3 separate regions of the Homo sapiens genome follow, and all the other regions are linked to region 2. A link is an interaction called in ENCODE POLR2A ChIA-PET data of the cell type or tissue named here. Cell type or tissue: MCF 10A. All regions are shown on one strand. Links, peaks and the distances in the headings refer to the core of each region. The heading gives the core; the rest is flanking DNA. Region 1 overlaps RUNX1 (RUNX family transcription factor 1). Region 2 overlaps RUNX1 (RUNX family transcription factor 1). Region 3 overlaps RUNX1 (RUNX family transcription factor 1).

Evidence for each region. ChIA-PET counts read pairs that join two places held together with the same protein. Peaks named below come from ENCODE experiments on the same cell type or tissue, not always from the same donor. Only the 100,000 strongest peaks of a DNase experiment are listed, where the experiment ranks them.
Region 1: POLR2A ChIA-PET joins it to region 2 with 16 read pairs; 5 of 35 experiments call an interaction of 5 or more read pairs at or near these places.
Region 3: POLR2A ChIA-PET joins it to region 2 with 85 read pairs; 14 of 35 experiments call an interaction of 5 or more read pairs at or near these places.

The regions. Positions count from the first base shown.
Region 1 is chr21:34,860,903-34,872,044 of GRCh38, reverse strand. The region is part of intron 5 of RUNX1 (RUNX family transcription factor 1); the gene reads left to right. The region is part of intron 1 of RUNX1-AS1 (RUNX1 antisense RNA 1); the gene reads right to left. Among named protein-coding and RNA genes, the nearest start is that of RUNX1-AS1, 30 kb to the right of the region's middle. RefSeq lists enhancers at 3,472-4,137, 4,138-4,805, 5,786-6,065, 6,106-6,275, 5,546-6,745. In MCF 10A, for the core only: no CTCF peak of the experiment used is centred there; DNase peaks (open chromatin) are centred at 6,354 and 7,804.
Region 2 is chr21:34,793,379-34,798,892 of GRCh38, reverse strand. The region is part of intron 8 of RUNX1 (RUNX family transcription factor 1); the gene reads left to right. Among named protein-coding and RNA genes, the nearest start is that of RUNX1-AS1, 40 kb to the left of the region's middle. In MCF 10A, for the core only: no CTCF peak of the experiment used is centred there; DNase peaks (open chromatin) are centred at 1,812 and 2,932.
Region 3 is chr21:34,839,583-34,850,724 of GRCh38, reverse strand. The region is part of intron 6 of RUNX1 (RUNX family transcription factor 1); the gene reads left to right. The region is part of intron 1 of RUNX1-AS1 (RUNX1 antisense RNA 1); the gene reads right to left. Among named protein-coding and RNA genes, the nearest start is that of RUNX1-AS1, 8.8 kb to the right of the region's middle. In MCF 10A, for the core only: no CTCF peak of the experiment used is centred there; DNase peaks (open chromatin) are centred at 3,954, 4,324, 4,804 and 5,944.

The sequences.
Region 1 (11,142 bases), core at 6,277-8,776, 69 kb before region 2:
TGGTGAAACCCCATCTCTACTAAAAATACAAAAATTAGCCAGGAGTGGTGGCACATACCTGTAATCCCAGCTGCTCTGAAGGCTGAGGCAGGAAAATTGCTTGAACCAGGGAGGCGGAGGTTGCAGTGAGCCGAGATTATGCCACTGCGCTCCAGCCTGGGTGACAGAGCAAGACTCCGTCTAAAAAAAAAAAAAAAAGTGATAAAAGCAAGGTCTTGGTGTGTGTCACTGACAGACAACTCCCAGACACCAAAATGGCTCAGTCTGCATACCCTAAATAAAAATGAAGGCACTACGTGGCAGGAGGGGAGACAGGACCAAGGTTTGTGGGTTTGCCGCCCACAGGATGGGCTTGCAGATGCCACCCGCAGACAGATGGCTGGGTTCCTCTGGAGCTTTATCCCACCTGCCCCAGCATGTCAGTTTTGCCATCACCGGTTTTTACACTGAGATTCAGGGCACGATGATTTGAAAACAAAAATCCGTAGGGAGACTCCCCTAGGTGTTCCCAGTGCATCAAGGTAGAGCCTGCTGCAGGTTGAGTTTCTGGAATAGGTCAGGCTGTGTCTGCTTTGTTTGTTTGTCCGTTTCCTTGCTTTTGTGCTGCATGGGGACCCTCACGCCTAATTTTCCTTCTCCGTGTATACATCTGCTTCCTTTAAGCTCCCTACAGTAGAGCAACGCTCCTAGATTCGACAGAGATCACTTGTGTGTCATGTAATCTGTGACTAGTAAGCATTAACTATCCAAATGGGAGTTCGTGGACGGTGTCTGAGCCAGGGACTGCACAGAGCTCACGAGTTGCTGTAGGTGTGCTCTAGAGAGAAGGTCACTGGGGAAAAAGCTTGAAAACAGCTGTGGCATGCAAGGGTGTGTGTAGGAACGGAGACCCAAGCACTGTGGAAAGGAAGATGTGCTCAGGAGCCCCGAGGAAGTGGGCTCACAGGAATTTTCCAAAATCAAGAGATCCAGCCTTTAACTAGAAAGCTCCAGGTGGTATCATGAGTGACATTAGATGATGCCTGATACATGGTCTGTGAATGAATGACTGTTCAGGACTGTTTGTTTTTTTGTTTTTGTTTTTTTTTGAGATGGAGTCTCGCCCTGTCACCAGGCTGGAATGCAGTGTCGTGATCTCAGCTCACTGCAGCCTCCGCCTCCTGTGTTCAAGCAATCCTCCTGCCTCAGCCTCCCAAGTAGCTGGGATTACAGGCTTGCACCACCACGCCTGGATAATTTTTGTATTTTTCATAGAGACGGGGTTTCATCACGCTGGCCAGGATGGTCTCGATCTCTTGACCTCGTGATCTGCCTGCCTCGGCCTCCCAAAGTGCTGGGATTACAGGCATGAGCCACTGTGCTGGGCCCAGGACTGTTTTGATGTTAGGCAGTACAGCCTAGTGGTCAGCACGTGGACTTTACTGGCTTCCCCACTGTGTTTCAACTTGGGTGTTGCTGACATTTAGGGCCAGTTATTCTTTGCTGTGAGTGGCTTTCCTGTGCATGGTTGAACATTTAACAGCACCCCTGGCCTCTACTCAGGGGCTACTAGCACCCACCCTCCTGGTTGTGACAACCAGAAATCTCTGAAGCCATTGCGTCATGTCCCCTGGGGGCAAATCGCCCCTGGTTGAGAACCACTGGCTTGGAGCTATCTGTCCTTGAACAAGCTACTTGACCTGTCTAAGCCTGATTTTGCCCTTGTCTGTGGGAAGACAGAGGGACAATGAGGATTGATTACCTGAGACAAGACATAGGTTAGGAGTTGTTACTTTTTGCAGTGACACCAACACCATGGGGCAGACAATGGGGACTCTGTGAGTGCATAGCAAACAACAGCAAACAGCAACAACAACCAGAGGTCTGCTTTTTTTGTTTGTCTAAATGGGTGAGCTTCCAAGGAGGAAACACAATCCTTATCCTTATTTCAGGGCCCCATACGGTTCTGTGGTCGTGAAAGGGTTATATGCGGCAGGCCCTGAGATTCCTGTTAGCAATAGGAGAAACGAAATTAAATATGTACTGTAATTTGAAGCACTGCTTTTCATGGGAAAAGAAGTTCTCCCAACTCAGCCTTTCCAACTCTTTTGTCCAAACATTAATGGCATGCAAATATTTATGATTCATATGTGCCCCTTTTAATTCCCAATCGTATTTTAACAGTAAACACTTCATTTTAATAATGAAGCAGAATAATCCCTTTGTCCTGTCGCTGGGTTACACAGGCTGGCACCTGGCAGCATCACATTCTTCCTGAGTGATCATTGCTGCCTCCACCCAAGTTGAAGGGGTTTTGTAGCAGTGCCACGGCAGCTCGCCTTGGACTACTTGAGGACTTCCGGATGTTCCGCTGGAAGCCATTCTTAAGGTTGTGTCTCAGCATTTTCATAAACTGCAAGTGAACATCCATGCATATTTTTCTCTTTTGGCCACGTATAAACTCAGCACTGGTTCATCTGGCTGTCACTTGGAAGGGTTCTTACTACACTATTATCTTGCATTCTGGCCAAATCCCTGAACTCTAGATTACACCGAACCCATTGTGTCCTATTTAATATTCCTTTGATTCGTAATGATGACATAGAAAACACACACATCTATTAGCGATGATTCTGTGAGTCCTAGAAAAGTAGCATAATGTAATATGAGAAGAGGGCACACCTGTAGGACTCAGATGTGCCAGCCTCAGTCTCCCCATCTGTGTTCAATAGGTTTAAGAGTGCCTTTCATCTATGACTTATATCATCTATGTTAGGATGATAAAAGCGAGATGGTGTGTATGTAACTATACTTAGGAAGAAGAGCTAGGGCCCCTCTTGATGATGTTCTTCCTTCTACAGCGAGAATCCCTGAGGGAGGAGGGGAGAGAGCAAGCCAGAGGCAGCATGGGTCTTGCTGAATTTGAAAAGTTGGGAATGATGCTGTTTTTCAGGGCCCACTCCTCGATGGCAAGGAATTTATATTCCTTGGTCCTGCTAAGGGCCTACTAAAATGAGAGTGCATGAGATAACAGCAGGCATTCCATAAGTATTCACAAGTAAAAGCCTATGTAATAATAATATAATTACAAACTTTTATTGGGCATTGACCCTGTGATGGAAATATAGTACCTATTCCTGTTTTATTAGAACTCTCCCTCTGCCCCACCCCCCAAGGTCATTTACTAAGGGCATTTCTTTCATTCATTCATTTATCAGATATACATTGTGCACCTACTGTGTGCCAGGAACTGGGCTAGCATGAGAAATACGACGGTCAGCCAAAGAGAACCCACAGCCTTGGGGGCTAGTAAGGAACATGGCAATTAAGTAGGCCATCCCTGTTGTGAGTAGATAACACATGATAGATGGGTGTGGCGGGAGCCAAGGCTCAGAGGTACAGAACCTGGTGAAGGTTCAGAGGGTCTCCCTGGACCACTTGTCATTCACTTGAGACCTGCAGGTGACAAGGAGACTAACCCGGTGGAGGCATGAAGAATCATGTCCCAGCAGAGAAAGCAGAGTGAGGAAGGAGCACCTGGCCTGTTGGGAGCTGAGAGATGCTCCAGTGGCGGTGGTTGGGGAGTGATGGCGGGGAGCCTTACAGAGAGATAGGGCGGGGATTGCCTTAACATCCACGTTGGGAATTTGGTCTGATCCTAATGAAATGGAGAACCACTTATAACTAACTCCAGATACAAATTGTGGAAAGATACTTGGCTTACAGTTTAAAGAATGGAAAGGACATTTGGAGGGTGCGTGGGGAGCTTAGAGACCCATCCAGAGACTGAAAGCTCTCCTTTCTCCTTTCAAGCAGCGCCAGGCATGTGTATATCCAGCTTGCAAGGACCCCATTTGGTAGATGGCACTGTACCTAGAAGTCAGCTCCCTCCTCAAGCTTGCCTCAAGCTTCCCTCTCTTCCCTCTCTACCTCCACACTCACCTGCCTTTCTTCCTACCTGCAGTGGCAAGTGCTGCAAGGCTGGTGAGCAGGAGCTGACGCCCCCCAAGCCTTCCTTCCCTGAAGAATGTCCATGCCTCAGGCCTCCCAGCTGCAGCTCTGTGTGGCCTTGGGCTGTGTGTTTGAGGCACCCGGCTAGGGGCACTATCGGAATCAGGAGGAGGCCAGGCCCAGGAGGTCACTTTGGTCACTTGCCCTGTGTGACCCCAGCCCAAACACACAGCCTGATGGATGAGTGAAGACTGGTAAATCTGGTGGCTGTCCTTGGGGGAAGCACAGGGCAGCAGGTGTGGCCTTGGTCTCCAGGGGGCTGCGAATTCAGGGTTTTGGGGTGTTTTGGTTAAAACTTGGTTCCCCAGCTGAGATCCTAGGGAACTGTGGTATCAAAAGGAAAAGGAAGATTAGAAAGGGAAAATGAAATCTCAGGAAAGGAAATGCAAGATTGCATGAGAACATCATGGTGTTTTGTGGGATAGGTGATATTCTGCCAAATAAAGAGGCCCGCCCCTCCACTCCTTTTGCAAACCTGAGCTTTTCCCCTGCCTGCAGTTGAGCCCAGCATACCTGTGCCTTGGAAAAAGCAAGCTATGCCTTCCAAGTGAAATTCGACGTTGTAAAGGACTGGCTGTCAAACTGAAAGTTTGCAGAGTGATTCATTGATTTTTAGAGACAGGGTCTTACTCTGTCACCCAGGCTGGAGTGCAGTGGCGTGATCTCGGCTCACTGCAACCTCCGCCTCCTGGGTTCAAGTGATTCTTGTGCCTCAGCCTCCCAAGTAGCTGGGACTGCAAATGTGTGCCACCATGCCCAGCTAATTTATTTTATTTTATTTTTTATTTTTATTTTATTTTATTTTATTTTTTATATTTTTGGTAGCAATGGGGTTTCACCAAGCTGCCCAGACTGGTCTTGAACTCCTGAGCTCTAGTGATCCTCCCGTCTTGGCCTCCCAAAGTGCTGGGATTACAGGCATGTGCCACCATGCCTGGCCTCATTTATCAAACTTTTCTTTATTGCCTCAGAATAGAAGATACAAAGATGAATAAAATTCTGTCCCTGTCCTCAAACAACTCATTTTCATAGAACATCTCCAGAGAAAATGCTTTGCATGTCTTCGGTTTTCTCCAAGTAAAACAGCTATTTTTCAAACAATCCATAATTCCAAACAAATGCCATTTCCATGGAAAACTGAGTTCTATATTCTAAGGACCTGATTTTCAGTCTGACTTTTGAGGGTAGTCCTGGTGCCAGTAGCTTAGGCCTCAAGTCTGCATTTTGCATGTGTGATGTGAGTGCGATTGGATCAAGCAATCTGCAAATACAGGCACTTTGCACACAAGTATATACAGTACGCCGACATCTTAATTCAATTCAGCATGGAGAATCAGGAAATTATGTGCAAGTTGAAGGATTTGTATCCCGTCCAGAAATCCCCAAATAAATTAATTATACAACTCCACTGTCAAAAATAGTGGCAAATGTTTGGGTAAGGAAATGGAAGAGGAGCATAAGCATGAATTTTGGCTGTTAGGTTGTTCCAGTGGAAAAGTGAGAAATCAAAATTAAAAATACTTCATAAAAAATACTCCAAATGCAGACTACTCCTGGAATCCGAGGGTACGTTAATTTTTATACTTAGTTATCCGCAATTAAAATTAGACCCAAAGCCATCTATTGTAAAAGGAGAAATCTCCCTGCAACCTTTCAGGATCTTGTGGGATTTCCTGAATTTGCAAAGAGCAGAACCTGAGCCTTCACTGACTCTCTTGGTTTTTAAAAGCTGCGATGTTTTTCTTTTATTTTTCCTTTCTCACTCTTTGGGCGTTTCAAGACTCTGGGCACAACTGGCTTTCCTGCAGACAAACACAAGAGTGAAAAATGTTGCGATTGTGTTTCCTAAGGACTCTGAGCCCCCAGGGCAGACGGCTCCTTTGTGTCTGCAGCCTTCCTTTGCGTGACAAAGGGCAAGTTTCACATCCCCTGAAACTGTCCCCAAAAGAAGAAGATGACTCATGCTTACAGACCTACACTAAGGAGAGTGACAGGAACAGAGTCTGCTGCAGAGCCAACTCAGGTAGACCGGGGATACCTGCAAACTAGACCTGAGGAGGCCGAGTCACAACAGGAGTCGGGGCTCGCCCGTCAGACACGGGGTGTTATAGGAGGATTCTGCTCTGATGTGGCCTGGATGCACTTTTAAATATGTTCTTCACACCTAGGCAAGAAATGACCCCGAGCTGCATGTCTTTTTGCTTTGTAATCTCCTTGCCACCCTCAGCTCTTTGGGGAGCAGTGTGCACATTTGAAGCAATCCTGAGGTTTAGCCACTTCCCAGATGTGGTGAGGAAGTGGAGAGTGCGCTGGGCCATGCGGAACTGCAGGTTCCAGCCGTGGCTTTATTTGACCACAATTGGCTGTCAGAGTTCACCAGCCCCAGGGCCGCCAACGTCAAGACTAATCAAGCCTAGACCTGGGGCCTCCCCGCTGACTGGCCCTGGGGAGTGTGTCATGGCAGCGAGTGTCCAGGAAGACTCACCCCTTGACCTTCTTCCCAACTAAATAAAGCAGTTAGTATTTTGCCCTGGCATTTGGATGGACACACTGGCGTCGAGGGAGACAACACATGTTGCAGTGAGGAGCACTGGCCTGGCTTGTTTACATAGCATATCAGCCACTCACAGTTGTGCCTTACAAAGGTCGCCAGCTGGCGGGGCAGGAGTGAACTTGAACTTGAAGTTCAAGTTGCGTTTAGGCCTGGTAGCAGCCCCATCACCTGCTGAACACACACACACACACACACACACACACACACACACACACACACACGCACAAAACCCCTCCTCATGTCAGACGTCAGTGCCTACTTCATCCCCAGCTCCTTCTTACGGGATCTGTCACAGCTCTGGTCTTTGTGGAATCACCTTTATCATGTCTTTAATGATCATTCCACTGACATTTACTGAGACCTTTCCCTGTGCTCTGCTTGTATATTCAGCATTCCATTTAACCTGCAGAACAATGCTACGAGATGGAATGACTGTTATTAACCCCCTTTTACAGATGACAAAGCTGAGGCCCCAGAGAGGTCAAGTAACTTGCCTGAGGTCACACAGCTAGCAAGTGGCAGAGCGAGGTTTTGAACCTAAGTAGGTTGCCTTGAGAGTCCACACTGAATGAATCACCACTGTGTTTCCACCTTCATGGGATTTTATATGGAATTCTTCTCTCTCACTGCTTCCAAGCCTACATCAAGACAAACCTCATCTGCCCTGTTGTTTTTTGTTCTCACCTTCTTATTCAGTATGAGTGTCGTTTGGTGCTTCTAATGGTCTTCTAATGGTCCTCCTGGAACCCAAGCCCTGGCTGGAACTGATGCTGCTGTGGTGGTCAGGGTTCAGTGAGCAGGAGGAAGGACTTGGTGTTTACCCCTTGTTTACCCCTTTCCTTGGCTTCCTTCCATGCAGGCCACCCTGTGACCCCGTGGTGGCCCCCTCTGGAACCAAGAGCTGCCGACTTCCAGCAGCACACACAGGATCAGTGCTGGGGCCATCTGTGCACTGACCAAAGCCTCTGCTGGCCTCACCAGACCAAGGCCAGTGAGTGCTTCAGGGAGCCTTGGATCCTCCAGGCTGCCAACAGAAACACCGGCCCTCTCGGCAGCAGCCCCATCCTTCCACCCCTGCACTGGGTCCTGAAAAGCCCATTTTGGGGCCGTTGCTATTTAGCCAACCTGCCCTCCCTTGCTCTCCTGTGATTTCTCACTATTCCGGCTGCAGCTCGCTGGGAGAAACACTTGAGAGTCTTTTGTGCTCCACACCCATGTACTTAAAATACCAGGCCTATAGGTCATTTCAATGAGGGAATTTGGCTCATAACACGTGTGCCCCGAGGCACAGATCCTACTTCTGCAGATGCTGGCCAAGAAGGGCTGTGTCCCAGCCGCCATGGGGTGGGGCCACAGAGAGGGCAGGGCCACGTGGAGGGCAGAGCATGTGGCTCCTGTCAGGTGCGCCCGTTGCTGACTGCAGCCCAGTATCAAGGCTCTGCTGGGTCTCATTGGAAGAATACAAAGGACGTGTAAGGCAGTTTTCGTGCTGTGGAAAAATGTCACCTACACCTGTGAAGAAGTCATCACTGTGTCTGTAAGATAATAAGCAAATGTCCTTGTACCCAAAGCTGTAAACAAGAGCCCTTTGTGAGGGAGAACCACATGACTGGCCAAAACGCCCCACCTACTAGTGTGTGCTCGGTGGAAATGTCTTGTGACTGTGCTTAAAATGAAGGGCATGATTGGGAGGCCAAGGTGGGCGGATCACAATGTCAGGAGTTCGAGACCAGCATGGCTGACATAGTGAAACCCCATCTCTACTAAAAATACAAAAAATTAGCTGGGTGTGGTGGTATGCACATGTAATCCCAGCTACTCGGGAGGCTGAGGCAGGAGAATCGCTTGAACCCGGGAGGCAGAGGTTGCAGTGAGCCGAGATCACGCCATTGCACTCCAGCCCAGGAGACAGTGCAAGACTCCATCTCAAAAAAAAAAAAAAAAAAAAAAGATGGGCATGAAATAATGAGAATTCAGATAATGACCATTCATTTCACAAATTATCACTTTGATTAAGTTTTACTCCTGATTATATAGGTTAGTCTGTGGTTTACCAGATGGGGTGTCATGAGTGCTCAACTGCCAGAGGCCCAAACGCAGCTCAGTAAGAAAATGCTTTTGAGCTATAACCCAGGTTGAGTACCATTGGTACATTAGAATCACAGAGTCAGATTTTACTTTTTGGGGCAGTGGTAGGTGTGGATAAAGTATCTCCAGTCCAGATTTCTTGTACTGGTGCTATTGGGTTTGCGGGTGGAGATTTATGACCTCAGGGATAATAACCGGAAGAACAGTGAGTAGAAAGCTCAGGGATATGAGTTTTGCTGTATATCAAAGCTGTGTGACTTTGGGAAAATTACTTAACCTTTCTGGGCCTTAGCTTTGCTACCTATTCATCAAGAACAATAAAATCCATCTTGTTTATTTCATGAGATTGGTGTGAGGACCAAATGAAATAGTATATGGGAAGGTGTTTAAAAAGTTGTAAGTTCTACACGACTTAAAAATGCCAGTATTATGAATGCAACCATTCTTTGTTGTCATTTGGGTAGTCGTGGATAGCGTGGTGGTAGGAGAGCCACTATCGGAGCAAGACTGTTCCAGAGGGTAAAACACACGCGTGCCTGTAGAGCAGTTGTCACTGGTAGAGCCATGATGGGAGCTCTTACTACATTGCTATTTGTACTGAGTTAAATAGTGTTCTCCAAAAAGTGTATGTCCACCTAGAACCTTAAAATATGGCTTAAGGTCTTTACAGGTGTAATCGAGATAAAGTCATACTGGACTTGGGTGGGCCATAAGTCCAATGACTGATGTCCTTCTAAGAAGAGGGAGGGGACACCCAGTAGGAAGACAGTCATGTGAAGATGGAGGCAGAGGCTAGAGTGCTGCAGCTGCAAGTCAGGAAACGCCAAGAAATGCTGGCCACCATCCGAAGCGAGAAAGAGGCAAGGATCCTCCCTAGAGCCCTCAGGGGGAGTGTGGCCCTGCTGCCACCTTGATTTGGGACTTCTGACTTCCAGAATTGTGAAAGTCTTAATTTCTATTGTTGTAAGCCACCCAGTTTGTGATAATTTATTACAGCAGCCCCAGGAAACAAATACAGTATTTTTATGAAGTCACTGAGGTGCTAGAGTTGTAGGCAACAGAAGAATCACACGTGGACCTGCCCGCCTGCACATGGCTATGGGCATCTCAGGCCAGCTGCATTCTTGGAAGATGAAATCAGAGAGTTGAAAGGGACATTGCATGCATCCCATGAACCCCCCTCATTTTGCTGATGAGGAAACTGAGATCTGGAGAGGTAAAATCGTTTGTATTGCATCCCCAAACTTGTAACTCTCTTGCTGAAAGAACCACCTCAGTCTCTCTCTCTCTCTCTCTCATACACCCACATGCACCCCTAGACCTACTCAGGACTGGGACAATGGCATTATCTATTGTTGTGTCCTCAAGGGACTTTTTTTTTTTTAATTTTAAATACCCCCTCTCTCCTAAAGCCCCTTCCCACTTGCACCCTTTCCCACCTTTCTGTGAGGGCTACATGGGTATATAGAAAAGGGTCCCCACCTTCTGGGAGACTAGGTCTACACAGCCGCAAACTGCATTCAGTATGACACCCTAAATAATCAAAGGTGAAGGATGATTTATGAGGCAGCCCAAACAGCCATAAAGCAAAATGTAGTCATCAAGGAAGGCTGCCTGGAAAACAAGTGACTGAGTGACTGCCCGTTGCCAGATGCTGAAGGGCAGGAAGACTCGGGTGAAGGGTGCAGCAAGGAGCCTTGGATTGGCGAAGTGGCTGGAGGAAGGAAGACCTCAGCATCTCAATGCCATGGCTCATGGGTAGAACTCGGAGGGTGCACACTGGGAGTCAGGTATGCGGAGGAGAGGGGGTGAGTGAGAAATTACTTGGGGCAGGGTCTTATTAGTGAGAAGATCCTAAAAGCAGGTTCTGGAGTTCAGTCTTGATGATACAGGTGATAACCTTCATGGGTTCTTGACAGAGAGGGAACAGGCTGACCATGAGGCTTGTAGGACAATCTGTTAGTCAGCTCTGGAACATGTGGATGTGGCTGCTCCCCGTCTGTGGCTGTCATTGCTCCTGGATCTGTTCTTGGAAAGCCAGAGACTGCCCAGTGAGATGGGCAGTTGCCCCCAGGACCTGCCTCCCTCTGCGGCAGCATCTTCCTCCACATCACATCACATACCCTGCTTGCTGGGCCTGGCCAAGGCCTCTTCTACCCAGTCCTCTCCTTCAGCTAGATGCCACGGTAGGAAAGCATCCAGAGTGTCGCCTGATAACATCTGAACGATGTCCTAAAACTGGCAAATCCCCAAAGGCCAACAAGACTCGTCTCTAGGTTCTGGGGACAGGCCAGTTGATGGGAAAGATGGATTTGGAGGCAGAGTCTCCTGGCATCCCTGATGCTCTGCTCCATGGAAGTCACTCCCCAGAAGCATCCTCACCTCGTTTATTGGACAGGTCAGCTGAGACTTTAGTTATAAAGGCACAATGGGCAGAGCAGCCTTCATCATCTAATTGTTACTTGCTATTGCTCTTTTTATTATAGACTTTAATACAGATAGAATCCACA
Region 2 (5,514 bases), core at 1,695-4,194:
GTGGAATGGGAAATAAATACAGCCGCCCCTTGGTATCCATGGAGGACTGGTTCCAGGACCCCCCATGGATACCAAAACCCATGGATGCTCAAGTCCCTCATATAAAATGGTATATTTATATATAACATATATATCCTCCCATGTATTTAAATCATCCCTAGATTACTCGTAATACCTAATAAAATGTAAATGCTATGTAAATACTTGTTATACTGCATTGTTTAGGGAATGACAAGAAGAAAAGTCTGTATATGTCTAATACAGACACAACCATCCTTTTTTTTAATAATATTTTTGATCTACAGTTGGTTAAACAGGTGCAGAACCCACGGATATAGAGAACCGACTGTATACCCCAAATTAGACATTCCAACTAAGCGCTGTTCATACAGAGGCCAGAGGAACAGCGTGAAAAACTCAGGTGTCATGGTTAGCATAATTGTTGTTAATATGAGCTCATTAAGTATTAGTCATTTAACCTATGAGCCCTTTGGGCTTGGCACTCACCTTTGCTCGTGGGCAGGGAAATCAGAGTTACAGAGAAAAATTCCTTTGTTGAAGGCAAAAGAAGAAACTTAGTGTTTGGGGCTTTGAAATTGGAGCTGCACCAAACTGTGAAAATACTTCAGAGAACTTCAGTGTTATGATGCCTGCAAACACACTCGCATGTGTGTTGGGGGAACGGGGCGGGTCTTGCTTTTCAGCTCTTGGGATCAAATTATAGCAGATTAGGGGGCAGGCACAGGGGCAGTGGAGTCATGTCTGCCATTTTAAATGTTGTGTAATGTTGTGTTTTCCAGACAGTTGTGATTACTTCAGGTTTCACCAGATGCCTTAGCTGCTGTTCAGAGCTTCACAGAATGCCTTCTAAGAGCTTCACAACGGCAGTACTATTGACATTTGGGGCCAAATAATTCTTTGTTGGGGGGGGTCTGTCCTGAGCATCGGAGAATATTTAGCAGCATCCTTGGCCTCTAGATGCCAATAGCATCCCCCTCACCCCAGTTAGGACAATAAAAAATGTTTCCAGACATTGCCAAATTTCCCAAGGGGCAAAACTGTCCCCAGGTGAGAACCACTGCCTTCCAGTGTTCTTGGGTGGTACAGTAAAATAGGAAAACCAACTTAAGTGCTTGGTTTTCACATTACTTTTGGCCATTAATGCCAATATTTTCATGGTACATTCTGCTCCAAGGCATTGAGAGTAGCACAGGTATCTTGGCATCTTGTTTAGCTTGTGGTTTCTAGAAGCTTATCCCTCAAGAACAAAGGCACTTGTCAGCTTTTACTGATTGTTCTCAGGGCACCCCTCTGCACACCGGCTACGGTCTTCACCTGAAATAATGCCTGTTCTCCTTCAAATGTTCCTGCTATGGGTCTATCCTTTGGAATTTATTACATAAGTCTTTTGACTTGGTCATCACCCAAGATCAGCACCTTATAGTCCAAGAACCCTAGGGGCCAACTCCTCCAGCTGACTGGTGTTCAGATGGTAGGGTGACTTTTTAAATAAAAGGAATGAGTAACATGTGCACTCCAAAGTCCCATATCACAGTTACATTTGTGAATATCCTGGACTTCAATCACCCAAGGAGTAAGAGAGAACATTTTATGGCATGGGAGTGTGAAGTAGATAAAAACCATGCCTCATTTCAGAACCCAAGAATGATTCTTTTCTTTTTGGAGGGAGGACAGAATTCCAGATGAGCTTTCACAGTGGCATAGAACAGTATGGGAGACTGCTCTTCAATTTGGCAGAACTCCCTCTGAGAAATCAAGCCTGGAGCACAGGCCTGAAAAGTGTTGTCATAAACCTGGAGGCAGGAGGGGGGTGGAATACATAAAAGGAAAGTGGCTGCCTGGCCGACAGCTTTGAGAACCTGACACTGCTCTGTGGCTGCTTTGCCTTTTAATCCAGCCCGACAGCTTTGTGCTCTGCCCCTCTTCCCGGCCCCAGCCCCACCTGGGCTTCCTTCTGCGCTGGGGACTTGGACTCTGTCTGTCTCTCTCTCTCTATCCTTTGCAGACAGACTCCACACCTTGTCTGAAAAGAGTTGTCATCTAGAGGTTTACTTTTTTTTTTCTTTTTCAAAAAAAATTAATGTTTAGCTGCCAACCTGGGCGACAGACAGCATGCATTAATCTGAGTCATGCAAAAGCTCCTTTTAAGGCAGCCATTACCTGCTCAGGTTGTTTAATCCTCTGGGGGCAGTAGGAGGGGCCCTGTAGCGAGGCTGCTTTCATCCATGTCAAGCTGGAGAGCGAAGACTTGAGCTGTCATGGCAAATATTTAGCCCCATCAATGGGAAAACACTTCCAACCAAAATACCTGGACCTCCTAAGCCCCAGATTTCCTACTCTTAAAAACTCTCTGTGAATATCAGGGGATCCCAACTCCCCCCACACTTCTGCTGAATCAGGGGACACCAGGCCAGCCAAAAGGACAGAAGAGCTACAGCTGGATGGGTGAACTGCGCAGACTGATGGGTTTGAATAAGGGATCTGAGACAAGACACAAAGATGAAAACCAACATTTGAATATAGCATTTGAATCTGAGCATATCTAGAAGGCCTAAGATATTGTATTATCAAAATGTGTGTAAAAAAGATAGTTTGACCAAATGGATGGTCTTTTGTAGTATGACGTTGCTCATGTGTACATAGAAGAAGGATCACAGGCAGCATTGCAGCTCTTTCTTTTGGATGTTCTCCTCACAAGTGAAAGAACTATTTTCCCCCAACAGCTGAGACCATAACATCATTCCAGTACTTATGTCCATGACAAATCACGGACTCACTCTGGATTCCAGTAACTTGGTACCATCACCACATTACCATGTAGTAGTTGGAACCTACTGGCAGAGCATGTCCAGACATTGCTGTAAAACAGGGTGACCTTTCGTTCATTTTCCAGTGGATTCACCTTTTTGTCTCAGGGCAAATGAAGCAAGAGGAATAATGGGCAGAGTCATTTATTTGTGTCCAGAGTATTGCATCAGATGACAACAAACTGACTGTATTTGCCTAATGCTTTTCCTCCTGTCCCAGCTTCTCCGTAGACTCTATAAATCTAAATGGAAAAATGGAGTAAAGCTTCCTGTTAACTCTCAAACATGTCACAGCTCTCCATGTCAGCAAAAACAAGTGACACAGGGCTTGCTCACAGATGGCCCCAAAGAGCGGGCAGGGATGAACCCTGTGGAATGAGGTGTGGCCTGGCTCGAGAATGACTAGAGTGTGGCCAAGGAAGGGCAGCCTCAGAACCACTGTCCGTTTACAACGTTTTCCCTGCCCACATGTCTGCCTGGCTTTGAAAAGATTAACAGGAGTGTTTGTTTGAAAGTCAGACTCCTGGTTTCCTCATTAGTGAAGGGATCTGCTACAGACTTGGGCTGTTTCTATAAACTTTAATTACCTCTGATGAGGAGTGTATCCCCTCATCACATTCACCCCAAAGGTACAGAGGAGTTCATTTTTAAAAATGTGTTAGAGCAATAAAAGGCCATTAGAGGGAGGGAGGATGGGGTGTGGAAGAGACGAGAGAGCGAGCGAGAGAGAGAGAAAACACACTAGCTCTCCCTGCTGGAATAATAGGCTTGAAATATGAGGAAGTTGATCAACTGCCGCTGCCTTCCAAAAACAGATTAATCCACCTTGGTAGCTTTCCTTTCAGAGCAAGCTTTTGGCTCTGTCGACTTTCTCTATCAGCCTGAACTCAAAAGGACACAGGCCACATGCCATCTGAGCTTAAGAGTTATTTTGTGTGTTGATCTGAGAACTTCACATTTTAAAACAATGAATTCATGTTTCTACTGTTTGTTGCTGTCTGTGGATTTGCTGATATAAAGAGGAGAGTCCTAGCCTGGTCATTTAATGAATAATTCTAAGGAACCTGAACTTCTCCAGGGTGCCCTTCTACATCTGCAGTGGTGGTTCTCAGCTGGGGTGACTTTGCTTCCGTCACCCCACCCGCAGGATATCTGGCAATGTCTGGAGACATTCTGAGTTGTCACAAGAGGGGCGGGCGATGCTACTAACACCTAATGGGTAAAGCAGAGATGCTGCCACACATCCTACGATGAACGAGACAGCCCCCTCCACCCCAGCAAATCATGATCTGGCCCAAAATGTCAACAGTGTCAACAGTTGAGAAACTCTGATCTACAGATATAGGGAACCCTGCCTAATACACAAATCCTCCGTAGTTCCCAAGGGCGGCCTGTAGGTAAGAAAAATGCAGAGAGAGCCAGTGAACCACAGGACAGCCCTAAAGCCAGTTGGTGAAACTGTAAATCCATAATCCTAACAAAATAATGTACAGTCGTAACAAAGTGAGTTTTAGAGACAAAGCTTTACAATTTCTGGTAAAATTTCCACATGTGCAAAAAACAGAGTAGATAAATCAAGGTCCTACATCTACTTGTGTTAACAAACTAGTGAAGTGCATAATAGAGAATACCAGGTGAACTCAAGGCAGTACTGTTTCTAAAATTGTGGAACTAGTATGAAAGTAGATATGGAGAGGAGGAGTGGTAATGGTATTCCCTGACATTCGCTCAGCAGTTGCTACTGAGCCATGCATTCGCTTAAATACTAGGAAATTATCAATTTTTCAACTGTCGAAGGCCTATAAAAATGGCAATTTTCTATCATTCAACCTAAATACTATGTGTAATGTATTATTATATATTAATATTGTTAGGATATATATTATGTATAACATATTGTGTTAGTAGTAACATATTTGTGCATCCTTTACATTAGTGTCAAATTATCATCTGCTATATTAATATCACAGATTAATTTATATTATTGGTATATTAATATATTGATCAAATAGAGGGTCAGCAAACTTTTTTCTGTAAGGGGCCAGAGAATAAATATTTTAGGGCTGGGCACGGTGGTTCATGCCTGTAATCCCAGCACTTTGGGAGGCTGAGGCAGGTGGATCACTTGAGGTCAGGAATTCGAGACCTGCCTAGCCAACGTGGTGAAATCTCATCTCCACTAAAAATACAAAAATTGGCCAGGCCTGGTGGCGGGCGCCTGTAATCCCAGCTACTCGGGAGGCTGAGGCAGTAGAATTGCTTGAGCCCAGGAGGTGGTGGGTGCAGTGAGCCGAGATCACACCACTGCACTCCAGCCTTGGTGACAGAGCGAGACTTTGTCTCCAAAAAAAAAAAAAAGAATAAATATTTGCTCTGTGGCTCCTGCAGTCCCTATACTGACCACCTGACTTTACAGTAGTGGCTCTAAAGCAACCACAGGCAGTACATGAAAGAATGAGTGAGGATGTGTTCCGAAGTATGGATGGACACTGAAGTTTGAATTTCCTGTCATTTTAACAGGTCAGGAAGTATTCTTTTTTGGATTTTTTTTTCAACCATTTAAAAAATGTAAAATGCATTCTTACCTCCTGGGACATGCAAAAATGCCAGATTTGGCTGGCAGGCTGCAGTTTGCCAACCCTAGGATTATATCAACATTTTATATACGTTATACATATTATAGTAT
Region 3 (11,142 bases), core at 3,467-5,966, 50 kb before region 2:
TTTTCTAGTATAGCATGGGCCCTGGAAACACTCTGGGCACTGTTCCTAAGTCACTAACGGGTGAAATGGCCTTGCCCCCAAATGTTGCACTTTGTGAAAAAGTCAGAAAGAAAAGTCACGTGTGGGTGACATCAAACATCAGTGCTTAAGATCTAACACATGGGTCCTGTTCAGTAGAGGCATGACACAGCTGCAGAAGTCTCCACACTGTCCTAGAAACGTGACGTGTAATGTAGCAGGTGTCTTGGGGTCGGAATTCTTGTACTAGGCAAATGCAGTGTGTCTCCCAAGCGTGCCTGGGATCTCTCCCCGCAGCCAAGCTTTGCAAGCACATAAACATGGCCGGCCACCCACTGAGTTTCCTAAATCAGTGACCAGCACTGGAGACCCTTCCATGTGTGCAAGGCAGCTCCGCCTGCTGCCTGTGTCCTTTGGGGGTCTGATGGGGCAGCCCCAGTCTGAGATGGTCAGGCCTTGTCATTGGGTGCACGTCTCCCATGGGGATGGATGGACCCACAGCTTTCAGATGGATTGCGGTTGGCAGTCACAGCATCCCAGCACATTAAAATACATCAACTCCTGTGCTTTCAGGTAGATTTAGAATTTTTCTCATACCCTAGCCACTTTCCATTTTTCATTTTGAAAAATTTCTCCTTGAGTTTTCTCAAAGGCTTCAGTTTTTTTTGTTGTTGTTGTTTTTTCCTGTAAGCCATGTAACTAGGAAAGGCATTAGTAAGAATTTGATACACTGGGTCTCATGGAACTCCACTACTACCACCAAAATAATAATAGTAATAATAATAATAATAATTCCAGTTTAGCTTAAATAAGTAAAAGCTACCCCCTTACACCATATCTGCATTTAAATTCATTTGAGCTGATAGGCAATTTCTGTGTTCTCCTGTTCATCGCATATTCTTTTCCTTTAAAGGCAACTTTTAGAGAAGGTTTGCTTTTTTTTGCTATCAAAGTATTAATTATGAAAAGTTGGCAATACAGAAAGGGTAAATTAGGTATAATCTATTACCGTACATTATGGCTATATTATCAGACATATCACAAGCCAGTGACATTTAGTTGGATGTGAAATTCCTTTTTTATAGTATGATTGACACATGGTATATTTTCATCAACTTCTATGTGTAAATTATGCCGTGTCACTGGTAAAATTTGCTGTCATGAATAGCCAAATATTCTGGATTCACATTCATAGGTGAAAGCCAAGCTAATATATATATATATAATATATATTATATATATACTATATATTATAATATATAGTATATATATAATATATATACTATATAATATATTATATATAGTATAATATATTATATATACTATGTATATAGTATATATAATATATTATATATACTATATATAATATATATAGTATATATAATATATATATAATATATATTATATATTTTATATATAATATATATTATATATATATTATATATATATATATGTACCCAAAGCAAAGTTCTTTTCTGTTTGCCTTTTCAAAAAGTAACACAATGGAATCAATCTGCCAACTCTCAAGACCCCTAGAAAGTTATTTAAAGGCAGTACATTGGTTTGGTACTTTCATGATATACATATACTTAGTTTCCATTAAAGCAATTATTGACAAAAACCCAGACTGCTATTGAAATCTTTCAGTGTACTTCCATATACTGAAATGTCGAACATTTGATACTTGTTTGATTTTGTATTTGTTTTTGTTCACCATGGCTTAAAAGTCATATTCTGATTATTTAAAATAAAGAGTAAACATTTGAAATAAGTTCCTAGATACTACATAGATTTATGGCCCTTTGAATATTTTCCTGGTACCACCTTATTTTCACTTACCTTTGAAGTGGTTGTATGATATTTCCAGTTCATTCATTTGAAAGAGCTAGGAGAAATATGCGGAGCCACGTCCCACGCGCCTCTCGGACACTACTCGCCAGGCATAGCCCAGTGTTTCAAAAGTGAACCAGGGGGCTGGGCGCGGTAGCTCACGCCTGTAATCCCAGCACTTTGGAAGCCCGAGGTGGGCCGATTACCTGAGGTCAGGAGTTCGAGACCAGCCTGGCCAACATGGTGAAACCCCGTCTCTACTAAAAATACAAAAATTAGCCGGGCATGGTGGCAGGCGCCTATAATCCCAGCTACTCGGGATGCTGAGGCAGGAGAATCACTTGAACTCGAGAGGCAGAGGTTGCTGTGAGCCGAGATTGCTCCACTGCACTCCAGCCTGGGTGACAGAGTGAGACTCTGTCTCAAAAAATAAAGTGAACCAGGGTGCTCAGGTAGCCTCGGTGAGCGAGAAAGGAGTTTGGAGCTTCAAGTCTAAAACTGCGTTTCACAGTTTTCCCATCTGTAGAATGGACTGCATGATACCTCTCTTGCTAGGGGATGTGAGGATTAAAAGAGATAGCCTGAAAGGCGAGCTGGAGCAGTGGCTGATGGCGAAGCTCCAGAGCTGGCTTCCTGATTCAGCCTGGCCTCCCCTTCGGGATCAGATTAACCTCCCCACCCTCAGCCTCCTTGGGTATAAAACCAGGAGTATGATATCCCTCTGTTGGGGATTATTGTGCGGATTGAATAAAATAATTCATGTTAGGGCATAGCACCGTGCTGGGCACAGAAGTGTTCCTTAAATATTAGCTGCTATTATTAAAGCACATGCTCTAGACGGGTAGGCCCCTTGACCATGTCCCAAAGACCTTATGAGAGGAAACAAATGGAATTCTGTTCAAGTGGGGGCCAAATATTTACCATTGCCAAGTACTTAAAAAAAAAGAAGAAAAAAAAAAGCTTGGCAGATTTGGCCCTCACAATACAGTACAATAAGGGCTTTTTCTCTTTTCCTTCCATACTACCTATTATTAATTCCAATTACTGCATCACTGAACTGGCTTCAACAAATGTATTCCTCATTGAAACATAACCCTGTCAACCATGTTGCCCTACTTCCTTGAGGGAGAGGTGATCTTTTTCCAATTAAAGGTTTTATCAAAATGCAGTTCTGCTTCTTAACATGAAGCACCTATGCTGTTGTGTGACCTGCAAAGCTCTGAGCATCTAGAAGCTTCCCCTGGGTCATCTATAAGATGGGAATAATACTATGAGTTCTGCCTACTGCACAGGGTTCTTGAGGACACATTGAGATAATATATATCAATGTGCTTTTTAAGTAGTCTGTCAATTAGATAATATAAATATAATTAGATAATTAAAAAATAGAAAATCTATTATTGTTTTGCATGTACTATATTAAAATCTTAGGGATTTTAAATAAAATTAATTGATTTATTGAAAGTAGATATTATCTCGTCGTGTCTTTCAGGATTGGTGAGAAGAAATTAAAGAGAAAAAATTTAAACATTTAAATCAGACCCCACTGTGAATCCATACTTTTAGAAATTTTACCTTTTTCCATTCACATATCTTAATGTTTTCTCTACCTACAACTAGATACCCTTTTTAAATGTTGGAAACAAAAGAAGTAACCTTGGCAAATAGTTGAGAACTGAGTTTTATATGAATATACTTTTCTCTTGCAAGACCAAATACAGTTTTTCTTCTAAAACTCTGTTATTCCATTTTCTTTCAATGAAATGCTCACAGAACCAGAAGGCTTGGGAAGAGGCTCAGAGCACCTAAGAGTTGCTGAGTCCGTATTCCTTTTTTCCCCTGTGGCTTTTTATATATGCTGCTCGCCTGAGATTTCTGGATTTGATTTCAGGGAGGTGAAATGTTACACCCCTGAGTCTCAGTGCCAGTTTCCCAGGACGAGTCAAAAACTGCAGCTGCTTGGAGGTGAGAATCTTCCAAGGCTCCAGAGGCCAGCTCGCTGTCCTGTTCATTTGCTGACATGCTGCCGGGAGCAGCTTCAGAGAAACCCGTTCTATTCTTCGGGTGATTCAGCCAGTCTCAAAATAAATAGGTAGCTGAGTGCAGGGAGAAAGAACTGGAAACCACTGAAATTTGAGTCTTGAGGGCTGGTCTGTTCTCGGGAGCTGCTCTGTTGAACTCTAAAAGGAATCTTGAGCCCTGGGCGAGGGAGTGGCCTGACCTGGTGGAAAGACTGCGGGCCTGCCCGTGGAGTCTATGTCTGGCCCTGCTAGCTCAGTCAATCTCAGCAGCTCATGTCTCCTCTTAGACCCTCAGATTCCTCATCTACAGAAGGAGAAAGAAGAGGAGATTGAATGATTTTTAAGGTCTTTATCAGCTTCTAAAAGTTTGATTTGATGGTTGTAGGAGCAATTGTTCTTTCAAAGCACCATCTTCTAACCTCAGGAAGGAAAGCCCAGGGGCCCCTGGGATGTCCTGCCAAACTGGGAAGACAAAGATTGTGACTGAGAAGGTGGGGGCAGGGCAGGAGAAGGGGGAAGAAGGGAGAATGGATCAACCCCAGGCCGGGGAAAGAGATGAATGAAGGTCCACGCCAGAGTGACATGCTCTAAGTAGGGGAAATCTTCCTAACTAGAGTTCCCATGACTTTGGCAACATTTGAAAAAAAAAAAAAAAAAAAAAGACATCCTTAAACCCACAAAGTACTCAATTGTCCAAGCCCCATTATGGCCAACTTCCCAAAGCTGGCTGGTCAGAGACCTTGGTGTTAATTCCTCAGCCAACTAAAAAAAGATGGTGTGAGTTCTGTTGACTTAATTGTTGGAGTGTTTCTGAGTGGGGCCGCCTCCCTCCTCTGCCTCCTCACAGTATTATGGGCTATTCTGCATTACCTGCCCTACCTATCTTCATAATCTAGCCGCAAACAGCTTTGGTTGACCACACCACTTCCCTATTGAAAGTTAATACTGTTTGACTCATTCTGTGTTACTAACCTGAAGCCAAAGAAAACAAGGCAGAGAATAACTGGCTTGTGTGGAGTTTGGAAAGCTCTTGGAGGCCCTGCTTTCAAAATCCTATACAGTAGCTTTACTATATCTCTCCGCTGCAGCTGCTGAGAAAATGAAGGAAGCAGAAGTGGTTAAAAAAAAAAGTTGGGGGTGGGGAAGAGACTGGGAAGGGAGTGGGGCGGGGTCCCCCTCCGGCTGGGAAAAGACAGGGTAATCTGCGGCAGTTTATGAGGGCTGTCTCCCTGAGCTGAGGTCTTGCTTTCACACACCAGAGTGTTCACACAGAAGAGGGACTGTTGAAGGAGTTAAAAGGAGAGGAAAGTTCAAAACAGTTGTTGAAAAGGCAGCTCTCCTATTGCCTGCGTAACACAGAGGAGCTGGGAGGCTGGTCTCACCAGGCCAGGCAGCCATAGGCAGAGACTCAAGGTAGACAGGCCAGGGGGAAGTTGTGTACCTTTCGAATCGGGAAAGGATTGAGGAGGGGGAATGTTGCCGGACAGAAGGCTGTCCTGGGCGTCCATCCTTGCCCTCCATCCCTGTCTCCATCCCTGGCAAGGATGGAACCTTCCCTTCCTTCATTTCCTAACTGGCTCAAATGTGGTCACCAAGGTGAATAGGAGGCACTAGTGTCTTGGAATAAACAGAACTTTCCCTCCCAATGTTACCTGGCAGACAGTGGGACCAGCATCTTCATCACCATGCTGTGCTCTGTGGGAGTCTAGGCAAACAGCCACTTGCCCATTCAGGTAACTTTAGAAGAGGTCTCCCTCCTCACAGATGCCCTTCTCAGCAGGTGGCTGCTTCTGGCACGTGGACAACAGTGCATAGAAGTGAGCCTGATGCCTGAATGAGGCTGTCATGACACAAACAACCGGAAGCCTTATTTGTGAGGGAGGGTCAACGTTCTGTTCAAAACAACTTGCTGCGGTTGGCTTTTGTACTAGTGAGTACTCAGGAGCTGTGAGTGGCCAGGGTACCCTGTCCTTCTGTACCAGCCAGGACCTGCTCAGCCATCTGTCCAAGGGCTTTGCAAGGCCAGCCTAGAACCTCAGTTGGCGTCTGTGACAGGAGAGAGCGTCAGAGTCAGATGCTGTTCCCCTGCTGTTGGGAAAGTCCCCGAGGCCCAGGGGGCAGGGCTTTTAGAAATAGGAGGGAATTTCCTTCCCTCTTTTTAGAAGTACAGAGGAGGAGAGATCATCCTCCACACTGCTGGATGAGCATTCCAGAATAAATCTAGTCCAGGAAAGGGGCTCACTCATTCATTCATTCACTCACTCACTCATTCATTTATTTGTCCAGCATTTATGGAGGCATCACCCAACCTTGGAAGGGCCCTGCCTTTACCTCGGTCCTGTCCAAACATGCTCAGTGTCTCTGCCCATTATGTATGAGATCTGCTGCTGCGGGAGGGGAACTGAGATTCCTGCAGGGAGGTTAGGAGGCCAGTGTGGAGAGCCTCAGTGCTGGTAACATGCTCACGCAAGCAGTGTGTGTGCGCCTCCTGGATCTTCTTCTCCTGGCCCCCAGGTCTTGCCTGTCTACCCCAGGACTAGCCCTGCTGATGCCTGAACTCCAAAGCCATGTCAGAAGCTCCAGGCAGCGTTCTGTGAGTCAGTGCTCATATCTCCATAGTGCGCCACCCGCCACCAATACTTTCTTTCTCTTCTGCAAGTCGCCTTCTCTTTAGAGTCTGTCCCTGGGCAGGAGCTACTCTGATCAACAAATCCATGTCACTGGTGGTTACCACTCTCTGGTTACTTTTCAGTTACGCTGTAACTGGGGGTTTCCTTGAGATAAGACCTTAACCTAGGGAGGGTTGCTAATATTTGGGATTATAGGCTGGTAGAAGAAGAAAAACCTTGAATTTGGGAGCTGTCTGCACCCTTCTTAAGAAACTGCCTCCACTTCCCCCACAGAGGGCTACCTCTGGTCAAGAGCAAAAGCCAGCAGGTGGCTTCTCTGCCCTGAGCTCAAGTTACCTCCTTAGTCACCAGACAGAAATGGACAGTGAGCCCTGGCGACCGGGGATGGCAGATTTAGATTTTGAGTGCTCTGCTTTTAGGAGAGGCCCGAGTCTCATGTGAGTGGGCGAAAAACTCCACTGCTCGTGGCAATGAGCCCTGGACTCAGGGAGCAGAGTTTTGTTTGGGTTTTTGTCCCGTGAGTCTTGGGCGCATGGTGCAGGGGGGCTGGGGAGGGGCAGGCCTGTGTGCGTCTCTGGCTTGAAGTTGTATTGGTTGTTGATCTTGCCTTGGCGTTGGCCAGCCTTTCCTGTCCATTGACTGTTGCTTGCTACACTTGTCTTGGCCCATGTCCTGAGGGCGATCACAGAACGGTGTGTGTGTGTGAGTGGATGTATGGATGTGTGATGGATGTATATGTATGTATGTGTATATGTGTGTATGTCAGTATGTGTGTATGTTTGTATATATGTGTCCCCATGTCTGTATATCTGCCTGTGTGTATATGCATGTGTGTCCCTGTGTGATATATGTATATGTGTGTGTGCGTCTGTATATATGTGTCTGTCCTGGTTTGTGTCTGTATGTGTATGTGTGTCTGTGCATGTCTTAATATATGTGTCTGTGTGACGTATGTACATGTGTCTGTGTGTATTTATATGTGTGTATCCCCATGTGTGTTTTATATCTGTGTGTGTGTCCAGGTGTCTGTGTATGTGTGTGTCTGTATGTGTTTACATGCATGCCTGTGTTTGTGTGTATATGTCCATGTGTGTCTGTATGTGTGTTTATACATGTGTGTCCATGTGTATCTATATTTTGTTTTGTTTTGTTTTTTGAGACAGAGTCTCGCTCTGTCGCTCAGGCTGGAGTGCACTGGCATGATCTTGGCTCATTGCAACTTCTGCCTCCTGGGTTCTAGCAATTCTTCTGCCTCAGCCACTTACTTGTAACTGGGACTACAGGCACGTGCCACCATGCCCGGCTACTTTTTGCATTTTTTAGTAGAGATGGGGTTTCACCATACTGGCTAGGCTGCTCTCGAACTCCTGACCTCATGATCTGTCCGCCTCAGCCTCCCAAAGTGCTGGGATTACAGGCATGAGCCACCGCGCCCAGCTGCATCTGTATGTTTTTATGTGTATGGCTGTGTCCGTGTGTATGTTTGTCCATGCATGTCTGTATGTGTGTATGTGTGTGCATGTGTGCCATCTGTGTTTTTGTATGTCTCTCTGTGTGTGCGTGTGAGAGGGTACTCACTACAAAGAAACAGGAGAAGCTGGTGGACTTTGCTTATGTCAGAGTGCCACTCTCAACTCAGCAAAAGAGCCTTTGACCTATTCTTTTTGATTTTTCACTATGAAAATAAATGAGTTTTCCTGATTGATTTAATTTTTTTTTTTTTTTTTTTTTTTGGAGAGGTCTCCCTCTGTCACCCAGTCTGGAGTGCAGTGGAGCGATCTTGGCTTACTACAGCCTCTACCTCCTGGGTTCAAGAGATTCTCCTGCCTCAGTCTCCCAAGTAGCTGGGACTACAGGTGCGCGCCACCATGCTTGGCTAATTTTTTTATATTTTTAGTGGAGATGGGGTTTCACAATGTTGGCCAGGCTGGTCTTGAACTCCTGACCTCAAGTGACCCGCCTGTGTCGGCCTCCCAGAGTGCTGGGATGAGCCATCAGGCCCGGACTGATTCAACTTCTAATGAGACAATTCTCATGAAACTGCTCAGTTATGATATTGTATTTTTTCTCAACAAGAAGTTTTTCTGTAGTTACATTTCAGCTGAAAACTTTAATTACAACTTCCTTCACCTGAAATGATTTCTGCTTTCCCACAACCTAGTGGAGGGTGATTGGACAGCACCAATCATGAAGGACCTGAGTACTCATTCATTCATTCAGCCAACATTAGTGAGCCTCCTAGGCTCCAGTTGGTTTTATAGGTGCTGGAGACATGGCTGTGCAGAAAAAATACAAAATCCCTGTCTTTGTAGACTTTACAGTCCCATGGGTGCAGACAGACCCTGGATAACATTAACATGTGCTATGGAGAAAACCTAAGCCAAAGGGCTAGGGACTGGCTGGATGTGGGATAGTCTGCAACTTAAAAGGGGATCTCCAGGAACTCCTCAGGGAGAAGATGACATTTCAGCAAATACTTGAAGGGTGGGAGGGATCAGGTCCACAGGGATCTCAGGGAAGAGCTTCCTGAGCAGAGGAAACAGTAAGTGCAAAGGCCCCAGGGCAGTGACACAGGGGCAAGAGCAAGGTGGCCACTGCTGCCGGAGCAAAGAGGGGAGCTCAACCTATCTGCCTTCTAGTTTCAAGTAGGAGGCATTTGCCTTAGAAAACAGGCTTAAGAAAATGCCACCTGACCTCAGGTGACATGACCTGTACTTCATGTCACCTGAGAGGCCACTGTAGGACCATGGTTCGGGAAGGCCCAGAGTAGGAAAGCCCCATACACAGGTGGACCCAGTGAGTGCTTGCTTTCCTGTTACCACCCACAAGAGTACAAAAGCTCTTTCCGACCAAAGGCTCTGCTATTCCTGCTGGTGATTCTCTGGGGCTAAAGCATCACCCCTCTAGAAATCGCTGAGTGGGTAAAAGGGATTCCTAGGAAGTGGAGGTATCCTAGGGGACTTGCCAGGATTCATCCACCTCTAAGAGGCTTAGGGGCATGAGCTAGAGGAACAGGGGCCTGCACAGGGAGTGTGGGCGGGGTGGGTGACAGGTACTCACCTAAGACTTATGTGCCTACTGCCACTGATGGAAAAGGTGGGCATTCAGGGCAGATGTCTCATTGTTTTCCAACCCAGACAAGAAGCTGGGAAATGAGAGCCTGGATGAGTGTTCCGCAGAGTGGCTTTCTTCCCAGGTGCAGCCTCTGACAACTTCCTAGCAAATTTTAAGGTGTGTTTAATGTCCCACTCCCTCTGGACTCAGCCTTGGGATGGTAGAGGGGGAGGGGTGAAAGCAGAATGGAATGTCCCAGTCAGTAGGGTAGCACGAAAGGCTCTGTGAAGGCTTAAGGGAGAGAGGAGGGCACCTTTGAATACTGAAGTCCAAGGTCACTCATAACTAACTGTCCAAAGGGTCACTGATGAAACAGCTGGAGGCAGAGGGAGAGTGAATTCTTAGGACACCTCGTGCAAAGCTGCTGACCCCCAGCACACAGAAAGATAGAGCAGGCCAGGTGGGATCGCAGGCTGGGCGACCTGGTGGGGATCAAGACAGAGCTCTGAGACCAACCTGACAGCTAGACTTGGCAGTGGCTCCCGCAGCCAGGTGTCTGCCTGAAAAAAGACAAAAGGGAAAACTTTGAAAGTCGTAACCTCATTAGAAGTTGTTCAAGAAAGACCGTGCTTAGAACCAGTTGAGTAGATAATGGCAGCAGATGTAATTGTTGTGGATGCTTTTAGAGTCCCTTGGAGTAATCCTTCTTAGTCTCTTAATTCCAGGCTTCCAGATACGGAGCCTCAGTGATGAAGAGACTTGTTCTTGTCCACAGCAAAGGTTGGTAGAAAAGCAGATTTAGAATGGAGAATTCTTAACGCCTACTCTAGCATTCACGTTTCCCTGGGACCATGTTGTTTCTCTAGAGGGGAGGAGGATTGTGGCATCTGCATTAACACCCGGTCCTGTGGGCACTCAGAGAACTTAACTGCTGCATTTGTGGAACGGAATAAAGGTTCCATGTAACCCTTCCCTGCCATTCCCCAAAGTCTTTCTATAGATGGCACAGCAGAAATTACTTCCTACTTGAGAATCTGGGGTTCACCTTAGCAATCAGACTGATTATCATGACAGTGACTCTGACAGAATGTGCCCAGTTATTGTAGGAGACAGAGACGGTCACACACCGGCCTATCTGCAGGGCAGAGTTTGGGCATTTTCAGCTGCTCTGTGTGTATTGAAGAGTTAAAAAAATGAAAAGACGGCCAAATAGTTATCACCAAAAGGAGGCCGTCAGTCATTGCTCATGAACACAGTCTAAACACAGTTCAGGCATATTTAGTTCGCGTGTTTCTCCCCAGCACACAGCAAATCAGAAGCAGGCAGGAGAAGGGAAGTAGTAATGCACATTGGAAGCTTGAGTATCAGGAGGAGCTCTCCCTCTCATGCAGATATTCCCAGCGTGCTCCCTGTATCGGCAGCCTCAGCATCACCTGGGACCTTATTAGAACTCCAAATTCTCAGGCCCTTCACCCTAGACCAACCTACCAAACTAGAATGCCCAGGTAATTCCATTGCCCACTCAAGCAGGTGAAACACAGCCTCACAGCCTGCAGGTCACAGTGTGGCTGGGGCTGTCTTCTGATTCT